Linked DNA regions of Homo sapiens: region 1 is linked to region 2. A link is a loop called in an ENCODE intact Hi-C map of the cell type or tissue named here. Cell type or tissue: dorsolateral prefrontal cortex. All regions are shown on one strand. Links, peaks and the distances in the headings refer to the core of each region. The heading gives the core; the rest is flanking DNA. Region 1 has its middle 650 kb from the start of CWH43. Region 2 has its middle 150 kb from the start of CWH43.

Region 1 (5,407 bases), core at 228-5,227, 490 kb after region 2:
ACGGTGAAACCCCGTCTCTACTAAAAATACAAAAAACAAAAATAAGACGGGCGTGAAGGCGGGCGCCTGTAGTCCCAGCTACTTGGGAGGCTGAGGCAGGAGAATGGCGTGAACCCAGGAGGCGGAGCTTGCAGTGAGCCAAGATCGCGTCACTGCACTCCAGCCTGGGAAACAGAGTGAGACTCCATTTAAAAAAAAAAAACCTATGGAATACAGTAAAAACAGTACTACAGTACTAAGAGGTAAGTTTATAGAAAAAATCACCTACATCAAAAAAAGTAGAAAAGCTTCAAATAAACAACCTAATAATGCATCTTAAATAATTAGAAAAGCAAGAACAAACCAAAACCAAAATTAGTAGAAGGAAACATAGCAAAGGTTGGAGCAGAAATAAATGAAATTGAAATTTAGCAATATAAAATATCAATGAAATGAAAAGTTAATATTTTTAAAAGACCAACAAAATCAATAAACATTTAACCAGACTAAGAAAAAAGAGAGAAGATTCCAATACATAAAACCAGAGATTGAAAAGGAGACACTATAACTGATACTGTGGAAATTCAAAGAATCATTAGAAACTATTATGACTGACTATATTCCAATAAATTGAAAAACCTGGAAGAAATGGCTGGGCACCGTGGCTCATGCCTGTAATCCCAACACTTTGGGAAGCCAAGGCAGGTGATCACCTGAGGTCAGGAGTTCAAGACCAGCCTGGCCAACATGGTGAAACCCCATCTCTACTACAAATACAAAAATTAGCCAGGTATGTTGGCATGCACCTGTACTTCCAGCTACTCCAGAGGCTGAGGCAGGAAAATCACTTGAACCTGGGAGGCAGAGGCTGTAGTGAGCTGAGATTGTACCACGAAGCAGCCTGGGTGACAGAGCAAGATTCCATCTCAAAAAAATAAACCTAGAAGAAATGGATAAATGAAATTGAAGCCATAATAAAACATCTCCTAGCAAAGAAAAGCCTGGATTCAATGGCTTCACTGGCTTCATGGATTAATTTTACCAAACATTGAAGGCAGAATTACTATCAATCCTACCCAAACTATCCCAAAAAACAGAGAAGGCTGTAGTATTTCCAAACACATCCTATGAAAAAGACAATTCATCACGTCTAAGTGAGATTTATCCCGATGATGCCAACATGGTTCAACATATGCAAATCACTCAATGTGACACATCATATCAACAGAATGAAGGACAAAAACCATATGATAATTTCAATAGATACAGAAAAGCATTTAATAAAATTCAACATCCCTGTGATAAAAAGAAACCCTCAAAAAAAAACTAGATATAGAAGGAACATAACACAACACAATAAAAACCAAATGCATCAGACCCACAGCCAGTATCATCCTGAACAGGGAAAAGCTGAAAGCCTTTCTTCTAAGTTATGGAACAAGACAAGAATGTCCACTTCCAACACTGTTACTCAACACAGTACAGGAAGTCCTAGCTAGAGCAATTCAGACAAGAGAAAAACAATAAAAGGGATGCACATTGGAAAGAAGTAAAATTATTAATGTTTTATTGTTTGCAGATGACTTGATCTTATATTTGGAAAAACGTAAGGACTCCACCAAAAAACTATTAGAACTAATCAACAAATTCACAGTCACAACATAAAAAATCAAGCTACAAAAGTGAGTAGCATTTCTAAATGAAAAAAATGAACAATCTAAAGAAGAAAATCAAGAATGTAATCCCATTTACAATAGCGACAAATAAAATAAAATAACTGGGAATAAACATAACAGAAGAAGTGAAAGATCTCTACAATGAAAAGTATAAAATATCGATGCAAAAAATTAAAGAGGACACAAAAAAACTAGAAAGATTGTCCATGTTCATTTATTGGAAGAGTAAATATTATTAAAATACCCATACTTCACAAAGCAATCTACAGATTCAATGCAATCCTTATTGAAATACTAATAACACACTTCAGAGAAATGGAAACAAAATCCTAAAATTTATAGGAAACCATAAGAATGGAATGGAACGGAATGGAATCAACCCGAATGGAAAGGATTGGAATGGAAAGGAATGGAATGGAATTCAATGGAATGGAATCAAATGGAAAGGAATGGAATGGATGGAATGGAATGGAATGGAATGGAATGGAATTGAATGGAATGGATTGGAATGGAATGGAATGGAATCAACCCGAGAGGAATGGATTGGAATGGAATGGAGTTATCCCGAGTGGAATGGAATGGAATGGAATCATCCGAGTAGAATGGAATGGAAGGGAATGCAATGGCATGGAATGGAATAGAATTAACCCGAGTGGCAAGGAATGGAATGGAATGAAATAGAATTGAACAGAATGGAATCAACCCGATTGAAATGGAATGGAATGGAATGGAATGGAATGGAATGGAATGGTAGGGAATGGAATAGAATGGAATGGAATCAACTCGAGTGGAAAGGAATGGAATGGAAAAGAATGGAATGTAATAGAAAAGAATGGAATGCAATGGAATGCAATGGCATGGAATGAAGTCAACCCGAGTGGAAAGGAATGGAATGGAATGGAATGGAACGGAATCAACCTGAGTGGAATGGAATGGAATGGAATGAATGGAATGGAATTTATTGGAAACTAATGGAATGGAAAGGAAACAAACCGAGTGGAATGGAATGCAATGAATTTCAATGGAATGGAATGGAATGGAATGGAATGGAATGGAAGGGAATGGAATGGAATGGAATGCAATTCAACGTAATAGAAACAAACCAAGTGGAATGGAATGGAATGGAAAAGACTGGAATGAAATGGAATGGATTGGAATCAATCCGATTCCAATGCAACGGAATAGAATTGAATGGAATGGAATGGAAGGGAATGGAATGGAATGGAAGGGAATGGAATGGAATGGAAAGGAATGGAATGAACTGGAATGCAATGGAATGGAATGGAATGGAATTTAATTGAACGGAATGGAATAGAATGGAATGGAATGAAATCAACCCGAGTGGAGTGCAATGGAAGGGAATGGAAATGAATGGAATGGAATGGAATGGAACGGAATGGAATGAACACGAGTGTAAGGGAATGGAATGGAACGGAATAGAATGGAATAGAATGGAATCAACCCGAGTGGAGTGCAATGGAAGGGAATGGAAATGAATGGAATGGAATGGAACGGAATGGAATGGAATGAACACGAGTGTAAGGGAATGGAATGGAACGGAATAGAATGGAAAGGAACGGGAAAGAATGGAATGGAATGGAATGAACACGAGTGGAATGGAATGGAGAGGAATGGAATGGAATTGAATTGAATGGAATGGAATGGAGTGGAATGGAATGGAATGGAATGGAATGAAATGGAATGGAATGGAACGGAATCAACCCAAATGGAATGGAATGGAATGGAATGGAATGGAATGGAATGGAATGGAATGGAAAGGAATGGAATGGAATCAACACGAGTGGAATGGAATGGAATGGAAAGGAACGGAATGCAATGGAATGGAATGTTATGGAATCCACCCGAGTGGAATGGTATGGAATGGAATGGAATGGAAAGGAATAAAATGGATTGGAATGGAATGGTATCAAACCGAGTGGAATGGAATGGAATGGAATGGAATGGAATGGAATCAACCGGAGTGGAACGGAATGGAATGGAATGGAATGGAATGGAATGGAATCAACCCGATTGGAATGGAAAGGAATAGAATGGAATGGAATGGAATGGAATGCAATGGAATCAACTGTAATGGAATAGAATGGAATGGAACGGAAAGAATGGAATCAACATGAATGGAATGGAAAAGAATGGAATGGAATGGAAAAGAAATGAATGGAATGGAAACAACCCGAGTGTAATAGAATGAAAAGGAATGGAATGGAATGGAATGGAAAGCAATGGAATTCAAAGGAATGGAATTAACTCGAGTGGAATAGAATGGAATGGACTGGAATGGAATGGAATGGATTGGAATAGAAAGAAATTCAACGGAATGGAATCAACCAGAATGGAATGGAATGGAATGGAATGGAATGGAATGGAATGGAATGCAGTGGAATGGTATGGAAAGGAATGGAATGGAAAGGAATCAACCCGAAGGGAATGGAATGGAATGGAATGGAATGGAATGGAATGGAATGGAATGGAATGGAATCAACCCGAGTGGAATGCAATGGAATGAAATGGAATGGAATGGAATGGAACGGAACAGAACGGAACTGAATGGAATGGAATCAACACAAGTGGAAAGGAACGGAATGGAATGGAATGGAATGGAATGGAAGGGAATGGAATAGCATGCAATCAATTTGGTGGAATGGTATGGAATGGAATGGAATGGAATGGAATAAAAGGGAATGGAATGGAATGGAATCAAGCCGAGATGAATGGAATGGAATGGAATGGAATGGAATGGAACGGAATGGAATGGAATGGAATGGAATGGAAATGAATAAAACCGAGTGGAATGGAATGGAATGGAATGGAATGGAAACAATGCAATGCAATGGTATCAACTGGAATGGAAAGAATTGGAATGGAAAGGAATGGAATCACCCTGAGTGGAATGGAATGGAAAGCAATGAAATGGAATGGAAACTAATAGAAAGGAATGGAAACAACCCGAGTGGAATGGAATGTAATGGAATGTAATGGAATGGAATGGAATGGAATGCAATGGAATGGAATGCAATGGAATGGAATGGAATGGAATGGAATGCAATGGAATGGAAAGGAATGGAATGGAATACAACAAAATGGAAACAACCTGAGTGGAATGGCATGGAATGGAAAGGACTTGAATATAATGGAATGGATTGGAATCAACCCGATTAGAAACTAATGGAAAGGAGTGGAATGGAATGGAATGGAATGGAATGGAATGGAATGGAATCTACCCGAGTGGAATGGAATGGAATGGAATTTAATGGAATGGAATGGAATGGAATTTAATGGAATGGAATGGAATGGAATGGAATGGAATCAACCCGAGTGGAATGGAATGGAATGGAAAGGAATGAATGGAATTGAATGGAATGGAATTGAATGGAATGGAACGGAACGGAACGGAATGGAATGGAATGGAGTGGAATGGAATGGAATGGAATGGAATGGAACGGAATTAACTGCAGTGGAATAGAATGTAAAGGAATGCAGTGGAATGGAATGGAACGGAATGGAATGGAATGGAATCAACCCGAGTGGAATGGAATGGAATGGAATGCAATGGAATGGAATGGTATGGAATCAACCCTAGTGGAATGATATGGAATGGAATGGAACGGAATGGAACGGAATGGATTCAACCCGAATGGAATGGAACGGAAAAAGTGTAATGGTATGGAATGGAATGGAATGGAAAGGAATCAACGCGAATGGTATGGAATAGAATGGAATGGAATGGAACGGAA
Region 2 (5,407 bases), core at 131-5,130:
CATTGCATTCCACTGGGGTTGATTCCATTCCGTTCCATTCCATTCCATTCCATTCCATTCCATTCCATTCCATTCCATACCCTTCGGGTTGATTCCTTTCCATTCCATTCCATTCTATACCATTCCACTTCATTCCGTTCCATTCCATTCGGGTTGATTCTGTTCCATTCCATGCCCTTTTATTCCATTCCATTCCATTCCATACCATTCCAAAAAGTTGATTGCATGTTATTCCATTCCATTCCATTCCATTCCTTTCCACTCGGGTTGATTCCACTCCATTCAATTCCGTTCCATTCCGTTCCGTTTCTTTCCGTTCCATTCCATTGCGTTTCATTCCATTGCATTCCACTAGGGTTGATTCCATTCCTTTGCATTCCATTCAATTCCATTCCATACCCTTCGGTTTGATTCCTTTCCATTCCATTCCATTCCATACCATTCCACTCCATTCCGCTCCATTCCATTCTGTTTGATTCCGTTCCATTCCATGCCCTTTTATTCCATTCCAATCCATTCCATTCCATACCATTCCACCAAAGTTGATTGCATGTTCCATTCCATTCCATTCCATTCCTTTCCATTCCATTCCATTCCATTCCATTCCATTCCATTCCATTCCATTCCATTCCATTCCATTCCATTCCTTTCCACTCGGGTTGTTTCCATTCCATTCAATTCCATTCCGTTCCGTTCCGTTCCATTCCCTTCCATTTCATTCCATTGCATTCCACTCGGGTTGATTCCATTCCTTTCCATTCCATTCCATTCCATATCATTCCACTCCATTCCGCTCCATTCTATTCGGGTTGATTCCGTTCTATTCCATCCCCCTTTATTCCATTCCATTCCATTCTATTCCATTCCATTCCATACCATTCCACCAAAGTTGATTGCATGTTATTCCATTCCATTCCATTCCATTTCATTCAATTCTATTCCATTCCATTCCTTTCCACTCGGGTTGATTCCATTCCATTCCATTCTGTTCCGTTCCATTCCATTCCATTCCATTCCATTTCATTCCATTGCATTCCACTCGGGTTGATTTCATTCCATTCCATTCCATTCCATTCCATTCCATTCCATTCCATTCCATTCCCTTCACGTTGATTCCTTTCCATTCCATTCCATTCCATACCATTCCACTCCATTCCATTCCATTCCATTCGGGTTGATTCCATTCCATTCCGGTCCGTTCCATTCCATTCCATACCATTCCACTAGGGTTGATTCCATGCCATTCCATTCCATTGCATTCCATTCCATTCCATTCCACTCGGGTTGATTCCATTCCATTCCATTCCATTCCATTCCATTCTATTCCATTCCATTCCATTCCACTCGGGTTGATTCCATTCCATTCCATTCCATTCCATTCCATTCCATTCCATTCCACTCCATTCCATTCCATTCCTCTCCGGTTATTCCATTCCATTCCACTCGGGTTGTTTCCATTCCATTCCATTCCATTTTATTCCATTCCATTCCGTTTCATTACATTCCATTCTATACCATTCCACTCGGGTTGATTCCATACCATTCTATTCCATTCCATTCCAGTAAATTCCATTCCATTCCATTCCACTCGGGTAGATTCCATTCCATTCCATTCCATTCCATTCCATTCCATTCCATTCCATTCCATTAGTTTCTAATCGGGTTGATTCCAATCCATTCCATTATATTCAAATCCTTTCCATTCCATGCCATTCCACTCGGTTTGTTTCCATTTTGTTGTATTCCATTCCATTCCATCCCATTCCATTCCATTCCATTTCATTCCATTCCACTCGGGTTGTTTCCATTCCGTTCCATTAGTTTCCATTCCATTCCTTTCCATTCCATTCCACTCATGGTGATTCCTTTCCTTTCCATTCTAATTCATTCCATTCCAGTTGATACCATTGCATTGCATTGTTTCCATTCCATTCCATTCCATTCCATTCCATTCCATTCCACTCGGTTTGATTCATTTCCATTCCATTCCTTTCCATTCCTCTCGTGTTGATTCCATTCCATTCCATGCCCTTTTATTCCATTCCATTCCATTCCATTCCATTCCATTCCATTCCATTCCATTCCATTCCATACCTTTCCACCAAAGTTGATTGCATGCTATTCCATTCCATTCCATTCCATTCCGTTCCGTTCCGTTCCGTTCCGTTCCGTTCCATTCCATTCCATTCCATTCCATTGCATTCCACTGGGGTTGATTCCATTCCATTCCATTCCATTCCATTCCATTCCATTCCATTCCATTCCATTCCATTCCATACCTTTCCACCAAAGTTGATTGCATGCTATTCCATTCCATTCCATTCCATTCCATTCCATTCCATTCCATTCCATTCCATTCCGTTCCTTTCCTCTTGGGTTGATTCCATTCCATTCAATTCCGTTCCATTCCGTTCCGTTCCGTTCCATTCCATTCCATTCCATTGCATTCCACTGGGGTTGATTCCATTCCATTCCATTCCATTCCATTCCATTCCATTCCATTCCATTCCATTCCATTCCCTTCGGGTTGATTCCTTTCCATTCCATTCCATTCTATACCATTCCACTTCATTCCGTTCCATTCCATTCGGGTTGATTCTGTTCCATTCCATGCCCTTTTATTCCATTCCATTCCATTCCATACCATTCCAAAAAGTTGATTGCATGTTATTCCATTCCATTCCATTCCATTCCTTTCCGCTCGGGTTGATTCCACTCCATTCAATTCCGTTCCATTCCGTTCCGTTCCTTTCCGTTCCATTCCATTGCGTTTCATTCCATTGCATTCCACTAGGGTTGATTCCATTCCTTTGCATTCCATTCAATTCCATTCCATACCCTTCGGTTTGATTCGTTTGCATTCCATTCCATTCCATACCATTCCACTCCATTCCGCTCCATTCCATTCTGTTTGATTCCGTTCCATTCCATGCCCTTTTATTCCATTCCAATCCATTCCATTCCATACCATTCCACCAAAGTTGATTGCATGTTCCATTCCATTCCATTCCATTCCTTTCCATTCCATTCCATTCCATTCCATTCCATTCCATTCCATTCCATTCCATTCCATTCCATTCCTTTCCACTCGGGTTGTTTCCATTCCATTCAATTCCATTCCGTTCCGTTCCGTTCCGTTCCATTCCCTTCCATTTCATTCCATTGCATTCCACTCGGGTTGATTCCATTCCTTTCCATTCCATTCCATTCCATATCATTCCACTCCATTCCGCTCCATTCTATTCGGGTTGATTCCGTTCTATTCCATCCCCCTTTATTCCATTCCATTCCATTCTATTCCATTCCATTCCATACCATTCCACCAAAGTTGATTGCATGTTATTCCATTCCATTCCATTCCATTTCATTCAATTCCATTCCATTCCATTCCTTTCCACTCGGGTTGATTCCATTCCATTCCATTCTGTTCCGTTCCATTCCATTCCATTCCATTCCATTTCATTCCATTGCATTCCACTCGGGTTGATTTCATTCCATTCCATTCCATTCCATTCCATTCCATTCCATTCCATTCCATTCCCTTCGCGTTGATTCCTTTCCATTCCATTCCATTCCATACCATTCCACTCCATTCCATTCCATTCCATTCGGGTTGATTCCATTCCATTCCGGTCCGTTCAATTCCATTCCATACCATTCCACTAGGGTTGATTCCATGCCATTCCATTCCATTGCATTCCATTCCATTCCATTCCACTCGGGTTGATTCCATTCCATTCCATTCTATTCCATTCCATTCTATTCCATTCCATTCCATTCCACTCGGGTTGATTCCATTCCATTCCATTCCATTCCATTCCATTCCATTCCACTCCATTCCATTCCATTCCTCTCCGGTTATTCCATTCCATTCCACTCGGGTTGTTTCCATTCCATTCCATTCCATTTTATTCCATTCCATTCCGTTTCATTACATTCCATTCTATACCATTCCACTCGGGTTGATTCCATACCATTCTATTCCATTCCATTCCAGTAAATTCCATTCCATTCCATTCCACTCGGGTAGATTCCATTCCATTCCATTCCATTCCATTCCATTCCATTCCATTCCATTCCATTCCATTAGTTTCTAATCGGGTTGATTCCAATCCATTCCATTATATTCAAATCCTTTCCATTCCATGCCATTCCACTCGGTTTGTTTCCATTTTGTTGTATTCCATTCCATTCCATCCCATTCCATTCCATTCCATTTCATTCCATTCCACTCGGGTTGTTTCCATTCCGTTCCATTAGTTTCCATTCCATTCCTTTCCATTCCATTCCACTCATGGTGATTCCTTTCCTTTCCATTCTAATTCATTCCATTCCAGTTGATACCATTGCATTGCATTGTTTCCATTCCATTCCATTCCATTCCATTCCATTCCATTCCATTCCACTCGGTTTGATTCATTTCCATTCCATTCCTTTCCATTCCTCTCGTGTTGATTCCATTCCATTCCATGCCCTTTTATTCCATTCCATTCCATTCCATTCCATTCCATTCCATTCCATTCCATTCCATACCTTTCCACCAAAGTTGATTGCATGCTATTCCATTTCATTCCATTCCATACCATTCCATTCCATTCCGTTCCTTTTATCTTGGGTTGATTCCATTCCATTCAATTCCTTTCCGTTCCGTTCCGTTCCATTCCATTCCATTCCATTCCATTCCATTGCATTCCACTGGGGTTGATTCCATTCCATTCCATTCCATTCCATTCCATTCCATTCCATACCCTTCGGGTTGATTCCTTTCCAATCCATTCCATTCTATACCATTCCACTTCATTCCGTTCCATTCCTTTCGGGTTGATTCTGTTCCATTCCATGCCCTTTTATTCCATTCCATTCCATTCCATACCATTCCACCAAAGTTGATTGCATGTTATTCCATTCCATTCCATTCCATTCCATTCCTTTCCACTCGGGTTGATTCCACTCCATTCAATTCCGTTCCGTTCCGTTCCTTTCCGTTCCATTCCATTGCGTTTCATTCCATTGCATTCCACTAGGGTTGATTCCATTCCTTTCCATTCCATTCCATTCCATTCCATACCCTTCGGTTTGATTCCTTTCCATTCCATTCCATTCCATACCATTCCACTCCATTCCGCTCCATTCCATTCGGTTTAATTCCGTTCCATTCCATGCCCTTTTATTCCATTCCATTCCATTCCATTCCATACCATTCCACCAAAGTTGATTGCATGTTCCATTCCATTCCATTCCATTCCATTCCATTCCATTCCATTCCATTCCATTCCATTCCATTCAATTCCATTCCATTCCATTCCATTCCTTTCCACTCGGGTTGTTTCCATTCCATTCAATTCCATTCCGTTCCGTTCCGTTCCGTTCCAGTCCATTCCATTTCATTCCATTGCATTCCACTCGG

Evidence for each region. Hi-C counts contacts between places; a loop is a spot of excess contacts. Peaks named below come from ENCODE experiments on the same cell type or tissue, not always from the same donor. Only the 100,000 strongest peaks of a DNase experiment are listed, where the experiment ranks them.
Region 1: a loop joins it to region 2, with 1.0 times the contacts of the local background. A loop is called at or near these places in 1 of 110 quality-filtered maps.

The regions. Positions count from the first base shown.
Region 1 is chr4:49,629,291-49,634,697 of GRCh38, forward strand. No RefSeq gene overlaps it. Among named protein-coding and RNA genes, the nearest start is that of CWH43, 650 kb to the left of the region's middle. RefSeq lists enhancers at 1,879-2,857, 2,858-3,835, 3,836-4,813, 4,814-5,407. In dorsolateral prefrontal cortex, for the core only: no CTCF peak of the experiment used is centred there; no DNase peak of the experiment used is centred there.
Region 2 is chr4:49,138,399-49,143,805 of GRCh38, forward strand. No RefSeq gene overlaps it. Among named protein-coding and RNA genes, the nearest start is that of CWH43, 150 kb to the left of the region's middle. RefSeq lists enhancers at 1-290, 351-925, 926-1,499, 2,074-2,647, 2,648-3,221 and 3 more. In dorsolateral prefrontal cortex, for the core only: no CTCF peak of the experiment used is centred there; a DNase peak (open chromatin) is centred at 2,183.